2 separate regions of the Mus musculus genome follow, and region 1 is linked to region 2. A link is a loop called in an ENCODE intact Hi-C map of the cell type or tissue named here. Cell type or tissue: left cerebral cortex. All regions are shown on one strand.

What was found. Peaks named below come from ENCODE experiments on the same cell type or tissue, not always from the same donor. Only the 100,000 strongest peaks of a DNase experiment are listed, where the experiment ranks them.
Region 1: it touches region 2 in a loop (7-fold over the local background); 2 of 42 quality-filtered maps call a loop at or near these places.

Annotation. Positions count from the first base shown.
Region 1 is chr8:9,704,872-9,709,871 of GRCm38, forward strand. All of the region lies in intron 1 of Fam155a (family with sequence similarity 155, member A), which reads right to left. Among named protein-coding and RNA genes, the nearest start is that of Fam155a, 64 kb to the right of the region's middle. In left cerebral cortex, a CTCF peak has its summit at 2,645; a DNase peak (open chromatin) is centred at 2,759; H3K27ac peaks cover 693 bases.
Region 2 is chr8:9,654,184-9,659,183 of GRCm38, forward strand. The region is part of intron 1 of Fam155a (family with sequence similarity 155, member A); the gene reads right to left. Among named protein-coding and RNA genes, the nearest start is that of Fam155a, 110 kb to the right of the region's middle. In left cerebral cortex, no CTCF peak of the experiment used is centred here; DNase peaks (open chromatin) are centred at 2,014 and 2,917.

The DNA of each region.
Region 1 (5,000 bases), 51 kb after region 2:
TAATTGGTTGAGGTCATTAGTAGTAGATAAAATAGTTTGCAGAACAAAAATTTTTAGCAAGGAAAATCCCCCCCTCCCGTTTCCTAGCCATATTATTGACTGAGTATGGTTCTGAGTAAGCAAGAGAGAGAGAGAGAAACAGAGAGAGAGAGAGAGAGAGAGACAGAGACAGAGACAGAGACAGAGACAGAGACAGAGACAGAGAGGAATTAAGGGACAAAGTGAGTGTGTGTATTCACCTTGTAAGCAGTTCATTTATCTGTGCAAATGTCTGAGAGAAAGTTAAGTAAAATTCATGAAATAAAATACATCGGTTAAGTAAATCCCTTTCTTCCTCCTTTTACCATTCCCCTCCTTTGTGATATATTTACATTAATTCTGTGAGACTTTATAGGAGCATGCAGTGTGTATTCTTAACCTCTCCCCCTCCCCCACTTGAAGCCTGCATGTGTCACTTCATACTGATGACTGACAGCTCTCAGATGCCACTGTTCATGTTCACATGTGTCTCCTGATTATAAAGACAGCGTTTTAAAATGATCAGCCATTAAAGGTTCAATCATTTATAATGCCAACCTCTTGGACACTAGCATAAATAAGCTGGATTGCCTAACAACCCTCCTTAAGTATACGCGACTCTTACAGATATACTGGATTTCCTTTCTTCCCTCCTGTAGCTTGGTTCTTACTAACTTTTGAGTCCAATAATAATGGTGTACGATTTTCTCCTTGGGCCGGGTGGCATGTAGTACGCCCCTTTCTGAGATGCCTTGGTTACAATTCTCCTGGCCCCAGTGTGTTCTGTTTACTAGCATGCAGCATTTGCTTTCAGTTCTATTTGCCCCTACTGCTCCAAAGTTTTCCCTTCTGCCATGAGATGGGTAAGTGATCCAAACATGCCGGATCTGTCCTCACCAGCCTGATATGGTCGGTGGCAGTGCCTGGCTATTTCAGCTTTGCCTGAGGTTTCTGGGAGGAACTTTCTCCACAGGATGAGGAAGTCTGCCTGCATGTATCACCACACTGTACAGATATCTGCATTTACCCCCCATTCTTTACAGATATTTTGAATTCCTTTTCTTTCCTGAGTGACAGCTTACTTCCCCCATGCCTGCTTTTATTGCAACCTCTTTCCATCAACAACCATAAAGTCTTCCTGCTTTAATTTGTCTGCCCACACCCAGTTTATTAAGCGGTGCTGTCAGAGTTCATTTCTGAGATACCTTTCTGGCTCAACACTTAATTGCATGGAGAGCTGTTACAGGGATCCTCTCAACTGTAAAACAAAGAGAGCATTTCTTAACAGGAAATAAAAGATTTTGACGCTAGCATACTTTTATAGAAATTTTAAGTCATAGACACGGGCGATACTGTCTATATTGTTTTCTGTTTTTCATACAGATGAGTTCTCACAGAATCAATGGCATGTTTAACACCAGCAGCCAAGGGTTGCCTTGACAGCTAAGTCAGTGAAGTAGTGGCCTTGGAAGCAAGGGTCCAAGCTCCCATGGAATCCACATTAATAAAAGGTCGAATGTGGTGGGATGTGCTCATGACCCAGTGCTGGAAAGCTGGAAACAGATGGGTCCCTGAGGATCACTAACCAGCCAGCCTGGACCCCGGTGAATGCCAGACCAAAGAGAGACCCAGTCTCAAAAGGCAAAGATGGGTAATGACCTGGGAGGGGGGGGGGGGTTATGCTTGTCCTACACACCCGGCTTTTATCCTTCTAAGTGTGGGGGTCTCCGCTGTCAGTCTATTCCTTGGAACTGATCATCAATTGTCTGATGCAGTGATTTTAATTTTGTGTATATGTTTGTCTTTTGCATGGAGAATTGTAATTAATAAATGCATAATACATATATGTTTCCAGTTAAGGGTACTCACCTGTGGTCTCTAGCAGTCAGTACATTTCCATTCCTGGTTGAAGCACAGTTTTTGAAATGAGTAACAACCCTTGTGCTTGTGGATGCATAAAAAGTCATGACCTGCCATAGCAAAGGTTGATATCTGAGTTTCTGTCAACAATGATATTTCTCGCCTGCCCTCTCCTCTCAGCAAATTCCGTTTTCTCTTCATTTTGTCTTAGTTTTGTTCATCTCCTTTTCCCCTACATACACTCAAGAAACAGAGGAGCCATGCCCTTGAAAACATTTGATACAGAGCACCCAGAGAGGGAGGACTTTCACTGTGAAGACTCCTTGCGGTTCTCTTTGTAACCTTTCAAAATAGAATTAGCCGCTGTAAGGGGAACCAGCATCCGGGAACTACAGTATTTGGCTGCTGACCCTTGGAATACAATCCATAGGCCGAGGAGTCTTGGCAATTAAGACGAACATTCTCTCCAAACACTGCAGGACAAAATTCAACGTTGTTTTAGATGGTAAGTAGTAAGGACAGCATAAAGTCTGGCCTTCTGGGCATCTGTTTATGTCAAGAACTTTTCTCATTCAATTTCATAACAACTCTTTCCTCGTCTTGCTGTAGAGGAAAGCAAGGGCTTAGGGAATATAAGTTATTCAAACAACCTGGAAATGGCAGAGTTGGAGGTTCCCCACTGCCCATTTGTCTCTGGACCTCTTTTCCTAAGTGTGGACCCTCTGCCTATAACTTAGTCCAGCCCTGAGGGCGCCTTGCAAACTGACTGTGGCTGGAGACATTGCCTCCTGCAGGCTCCTACACCTTCAGTAGGAAATCAAAGCAGGCAAAGTCACGAGCAGATGAGGAGGTAGAGCCTCAGCCTCCGCACCTTCTGTTCTGCTGACAGCTTCTTTCCTGGGTCTGGCTCCGCAGAGCAGCCCTGCTGTTACTGATGTGGCCGTGACATGGGTAAATGTGTGCAAACGGCTGAGCTCAGTGCCAAGGACACAGTAGACACCAGCAAACTCTAGCTCCCTCGAGCTTCCTGTAACCACCCTGGTCGATAAGTTTTTAAAGGATGAAATGGTGAGCAAAAGCAGCTAGCTCTGCATTTGTCACCTTTTCTAACTGCCCCTACATCAGCATCTCCATCCTATTCAGAGCCTGGCAGTCTGGACTCAGTATTCATGTTTACAAGTGGCTTTAACTTTGTAAGGCTTGTATCTCTGGTAACTCTCATAAGAGGGTCTGTGGACTGATAATGAGAATCCTTTGAAGATAGAATTAACAGGTGTTAAACACATCAGGCCAAAGAGCCACCAATCAGAAGAACGGTTTTAAAAAGTGATTGGGTGAATGAATGGAACAAAAATGGAGAAAGCAGGGTCTAGTTGTGTGCATATCTGCTTCACAGGAGGCAGAAACAACAGCCACGGCGCTGAAGAAGACAGGGGGTCCTCTGGGATTCCATGCACATGTATTTCACAATCAATGAGAATAAAATTTTCCAGGGGGAAAGGTAAATAGAAATTGAGGAAAAGAGAGAATTGTGATCACATTTTAGGAAATTTCTATGTCTCCATCATTTCTTGGAACTTGGCATATAAAGAACAATTGGGGGCTCCCCAGCATGGCTCCTCTGTTTCTTGAGTGTATGCAGGGGGAAAGAAGATGAACAAAATTAAAACAAAATGAAGGGAAAATGGAATTTTTTGAGAGGAGAAGACAGAGGAGAAATGCCATTGTTGACAGAAACTTGGACATCAACCTTCACTATGGCAGGTCATGACTTTCTATGGATCCACAAGCAGGGATGCGCTCTGTGGTAGAGCAGTTCCCTAGCATGTTGTTTGAGACTCCAGGTTCAACCCCCAGCACCACATCCAAAGGAGATAACTACAACTGATATTTGTTTGGTTGCCTGAACTATAAATCTAAGAATTATAAATATAAGAAGGAGGGAGGGAGGGAGGGAAGGAGGGAGGCAGGGAGGGAGGGAGGGAGGGAGAGAGAGAGAGAGAGAGAGAGAGAGAGAGAATGACACATGTACACATGCACACACATATGCACACGTGTGGATGCCAAAGGAAGACATCGCTAGCCTTATTTGAGTGTTCTCCTCCCACCTCATTCAGGGGGCCTTACAACTGCACCCAGAGCTTGGCAACAGGTACAGTCCAGTCAGCCAGCTAGCATTGGGAATCCCAGGATCTCCCTCATGAGCACTGGAATTAAAAGCTGACATTACACCCACTGAGGATTTTCATGAGAGCTGGGGTACAAACTCTGACCCTCACAATTGCATAGAAAATGCTTTCTCTGCATCCCCCCTCAGACCCTCTGAGGGTTAATTCTGGCCTAACTTCTCTGGGCAAAAAGATGAATGACCAAGGAGAGGTTACTACTATTCAAGGTCCTTGGCTTTTAGATATTTTGTTTGAATTACTTTAATATGATTATTACTCTTTGCATTGTTTTCATTAATATGATTTGCATGCTTTCACATTAAAATAATTTCTAAATTGCAGGTAGAGTGACAACCAACTTCACCATCAATAACTGGAGGCAGTGCTTAAAATTGGAATCTCACACTCACGTCTGAAATAATATAGATATTTCACGCAAGGGCATTGATATATAACAGGAGATGGTCCCTGTGGGCAAAGCTTCTTTCTATAGATTATATGTGCTAACTCCAGCTCTGCGCCCATATTTCTGGAACGCCAAGTTTTCAGACTTGTCTTGACCTAGGTCACATACGTCCTGTCAATTAAATGGAGTAAATTTCTTTAAATAATGCTTGGTTTCACTTATACTGATCATACAGATTTTCTACACACTGAAACATTTTTAAAGTGCCTTTACATGGTATAATGCAGGCATATTTGTCAAAAGAACACTAAGAGCTTGCTGCAGCAGTGTGATTTGCTGTCAGAGAAATCGAGACATTCAAAATGAATGAGTGGAATTATTTCATTAAAATACTCTATGCTGCCTCCACAGGTAATTTTCCTTCCTAATCATCCATGCATACAATGATATTTCACCCAGATATTTCAGGACAATGAATTAAGTGTGGGATAACATGATGTCATTTTATTTTAAAATATTTGCAAGAAAGGCTTTGAATAGATGAGCAA
Region 2 (5,000 bases):
GGATGTTGGTCCTCACCCTGTGGTGCAGGGAAGCAGCTATGAACGAACTTCAGACTTAAGAAGACACCATTGCTCTAATCCTGGGTTTTCTTAGGAGTTCATGGGTGAGCTGGATAAGACATTCAAGCCTGCAGCACCAGGTTTATCATGAAATATGTATAAGAGATCCATTGTGTGTGCATTGAGAAGATGAACGATATAGTCGTGTGTGTATGTGTGAAGTGCTCATATACATGATGACGGAAACCATGACCAACAGTAGCCTCTGGGTGAGGTATGTGAATTACATTTAAAGCTTTTAGAATTTGAAACATTCTGGAAGTTGATAATTCCCCTCTGGTTCCCCTCCTGCATTATGAATCCTTCACTCCATGTAGAAGTCAGTGAAAGCCTGGTGAGCTAAAACCCATCTGTGTGTCCGTAGAATCAACGACAGCCACCCAAGGGGACCAATGGATGTTAGGTAGGACAGACTTCCTGTTCATCAAATGTATGGCTTTTCAAAAGTAAAACTTACTGGCTGAAATCCCAAGAAACCCAAACTAAGAATTTTGTCTAGCTGCACGTACCCCTGATGGAAGACATCACCCACCGTATATCATCTCTTGAGTCCCAGGATAAGTCATTTAGTGACAACCTTTTAGCTTTATTAAGTTTTAGCTCCCCGTATGACAACTAGCAAACACACCCTAAAAGCCAGCATGCTATTGTGAAAGATAAATAGCGGGCATTTCTGAATTCCAAGTGATCAGGAATATAACATGGTTTGATGAATAAAATAATTAATTTTCAGAGCATAGCCAAATGTTTTCTGCCAATATTTGAGATGTGGGAGCTTGCCGATTTCTGCTGGCTTTGGAATGCTATGCTGCCTTCCTCTCACCATCCAGGAGGCTGCTGGAAATTAGGAAACCTTGCCTCTGAATCCCCGTCTGAATGCACAGGTTAATTCCCCTCTCCTCTTAGATTAAGCTACATGGAGGTAACGAATTCTATACCAATAATCCTTTCATAGACTCATAATGATAAAAATAAGTCGCACTGAAATGTTGTGACACCATTTAAAGATTACAAAAGATATTTAAAGATGAAAATGTCCTTTGTGTGTCTTGTATGTTCTTCATACAAAAATCTGTGTAGAAATGGTAAATACTGTCTGAACAGCTATAGCGAAGATCTGAGTTTATTTTTCCCTCCCAGAATCTCTTTAGGCACACATGCTTCCTAGTATGTAGATAATACATAACTGTAACAAGCCCTTGGTATCTCAGAGATAACTGTAACAAGCCCTTGGTATCTCAGAGCCGTCTCTGCACACCTAGTTTTCTTGTCCACAAGTGAACATCAGGGCTCCTGCTTGGGCTCCTGACTCCGTCATTAGTAATTTCTCCATCCTCTGACCCCCATGCTCTTCTTAGAGAACTCATCATCTCTCTCATTTTAGCTAATCTGAGGTTATTGTATGTTAACCTTACTCATCAAACTACAAGACAATAAGTAGTAGGATAATAAATGTGCCCAGATAACTGAATTAAAATCGTCATGATGGGATGTGCAGAGAAATGGAATGTGAAGGAGAAATTATGAGGTCTGGGGAGGTGGCTCAGTGAATAAAGAGCCTCAGATCCTGTGTTCAAATCCCAGTAACCTTGTTAAATATTGAGTTAGGGTCATATATGTATATACTCCTAATAAGGGACAGTAGAGACAGAAGGTTCATAGTGCTTTCTGGTCTGATACTAGCTGAATTAGTGAGTTGTAGGTTCAGCAAGAGGCCTCTTCAGAAAAACTAATGTGGAGGACAACTGAAGGACATCCAATATTGACCATGGCTACCATATGTACCCTCACACATGTGCTGAGCACACACACACTCACACACACACACACACACACACACACACACGAGTTATGGTCTGTCTACAAGGAACTCAGGCATGTCTATAAAAAGTGCCTTGGTGCTGAAGGCAGCAGTTTTTCTAGGTGGTGAGACACTTCCTCACTGCTCGCTGCTAGCTGAATCGCAGGTTGATCACACTCCTGTTGCTGCTGCTGCTGTGTTGCTGCTGCTGCTGTGAACGGGCTTTCTGGAAAATAAGCATCTGTAGTTCAGCAGGTGGGAATGAGTCAACAGACAAAAGCATCTACCACAGGGAAATGGCCAACCAATAACCCACAGAACTGAGACCCAAACCGTGGGCAAGTACCAATCCCTAACACTTAATGATACTCAGTTGTGCTTGCAAACAGGAGCCTAGCATGGTTGTCCTCCACCCAGTAGCTGACTCAGACAGATACAGACATCCACAGCCAAACAATGGACAAACTTGGGGGCTCTTATGGAAAAAATAGGAGGAAGGATTGTAGCCCCAAAAGGGATAGGGATTTCACAAAAAGGATAACACAGTCAACTAACCTGGACCCATGGGGCTCTCAGAGTCTGAACCACCAACCAAAGAACATACCTGGGCTGGACCTAGGCCTCTCTACACATATGTAACAGATGTGCAGCTTGGTCTTCATGTGGGTCCTGAACAACTGGAGCAAGGCCTATTCCAAAAGCTGGTGGCTGTAAATGGGATATGCTCTACTAGTTGGCTGCCTTGTCTGTCCTCGGTGGGAGAGGAATCACCCAGGGTTGCAGAGGCTTAAAAGTGCCAGGGTGGGGGGATACCCAAGTAGACTCCATTTGCTCAGAGTAGGAGAGAGGGTAGGGGGGAAGGCAGATAAGGGATGGGGGATGGAGGATGGGGGTAGGGGACAGGGGAAGGATTGTGGAAGGACATCACTGGGAGAAGGGCAGTGAGCAGGATGTAAAGTGAGTAAGTAAAAAACAGAAAATAAAATTTTAAAGAAGCACACACACCCTGCCATTGGTGTAGTGTGGGAAGTTCTCTGCAGAGCCTTGAGCGGAGGCACGGAGTTGTACTTCACACTCCCACTCTTGCTTCAGATGTTGTGTGAGGATTAAGAGCTAGAGGGTTAGGCAGTCTCTTCAGTGCAATTTGAACTGGTTGCTCTAAATTTTAGCCATTTTTGTTTCTTCTTTTGGTTAACACAGTGGTTCTCAACCTTCTTAACACTCTGACCCTATAATACAGTTGTTCATGCTGGGGTGACCTTCAACCATAAAATTATTTTCATTGTCACTTCAGGACTTCAATGTTCCTACTGCTCTGAATTGTAATGCAAATATCTGTGTTTTCTGATGGTCTTAGGTAACCCTGCGAAAGAGTTATTGGACCACCAAAGGGCTCACAACCTAGAGGTTGAGTCCTACTATGTTAACAAGTAGTGGGAAAGCAGCCAGGATTTGTTGAGTAACCACAGCTGGTTTCAGGACTGAAGAGAAGAAAAGAGAAAGGAAGGCAAAAGGAAGCACCAGGGTGGAACCTAGTGGTTGTCTCTCAATTTAAAACCAAACAAGCAATGGAAACAGCAAGTAGCTTTCTAGACTATGATGCAGGGGAATCCCATGCAGAGGGGAGTGTTAAAGCTGATTAGGCCCTGAAGCTCTGACTAGGCCCTGGAGCCCAGGCTAGGCCTTGGACTTGTCTGATTGTCCAAGTTCATGTGTCTCCATAAAATTCCATGTCGTGTTCCATCTGCTTAACCATCTGAAAGCCACTCTGACTCCCATGTCATCTCTGAAGACATCGTGGTCTCTGCAAACACTGTCGGCATCTGTGCCTCACTTGGCAGAGACCGGTCAGTGCACTTGGTCTTGGGCACTGTGCAAGCCAGTGTTCCTTAGCCACAAGTACTGATTCAGCACTACCTTCATCTGTCAGCACATCTAGCAACACATGGACAACCCAGGTCAAAAGTCATGACTCTTCAGACACCAGGTAAGCATGTAATTGTTGAAATATCTTTCATCAGTTTTCATATAATTATTGAAATGTTTTTTTTTATCCACTGAGATCAAATTAGCACTTGACAGACTCCATTTTAAAACAAATCAATTTTAAGAAAAATAATTGAAAAAAAAAGACCCTTAGGATTGAAATGTAAAGTTCTTTGATAATGATAGGTAATCATTTCAGTGGTTAGTATTCATTTTTGCTATCATTTGTTTTTTTAATAGTGAGAATATTGATTGGTTCTGAACAAAGCTACCAGTATAGAGCCCTAAAATTTATTTGGCAATCCTAAACTTTATTTACTTTTATGATATAATCTTGCACTAGTGATTTTCTGAGTGCCAAATAGGCTAGAGTTAAAACAAATCTGCTTCTCTCCTGTACACTGCTTTTTGCATTTTTGAACACGAAATCAGTTGTCTATAATTACTGCAAATGATCCATACAAATTCCTTTGTATCTAGTGTTCTGTGCCAATCAGAAAGTTTTTACTTCCTTTTGTTCTCTCTTTGTGTTTTATATATGTATGTGTTCATATGTGTACAGGTATGCATATGTGTTTATATGTATGTGTATGTATGCCTGTACATTTTTTTATCCACTGAGATCAAATTAGCACCTAACAGACTCAATTTTAAAAGAAATCAATTTTAAGAAAAATTGATGAGAAAAAACTAGACCCTTAGTAGTGGGTTTGTATGTACAGTGTGTGTACGTGTTTATGTGCACATGTATACCTGCCTATATGGGTGTATGTGTGTGGTCCTGTGTGACTGTATGCCTTTGGTCCTGTGTGGTTCTATGTGTGAAGTACAGGTGTGATGCATACATGTGCAGGTCCACTTGCCTAAACGCACATGTGTATGTATGAAGTTTGCACTTTGTGTCAGCTCTCGTCATCTATCTCCTCTACCTTACTTTCTGAGACAGGTTGGAGATAGGCTCTCTACCTGAACCTGAAGTTCACTGACTGCCAAGACTGGCTAGGGGTCCATCTGTCTCCAGGTCCCTATCCCTGGGATCACAGGTGCCAATCTTGTTTTTGTCTTCGTTATTGTTTGTATGTGTGGAGTGGGGATCAAAACTCAGGTCCTCGTGTTTGCCAACAACCCCTTGCTTACTGAGTCACCTCCCCAG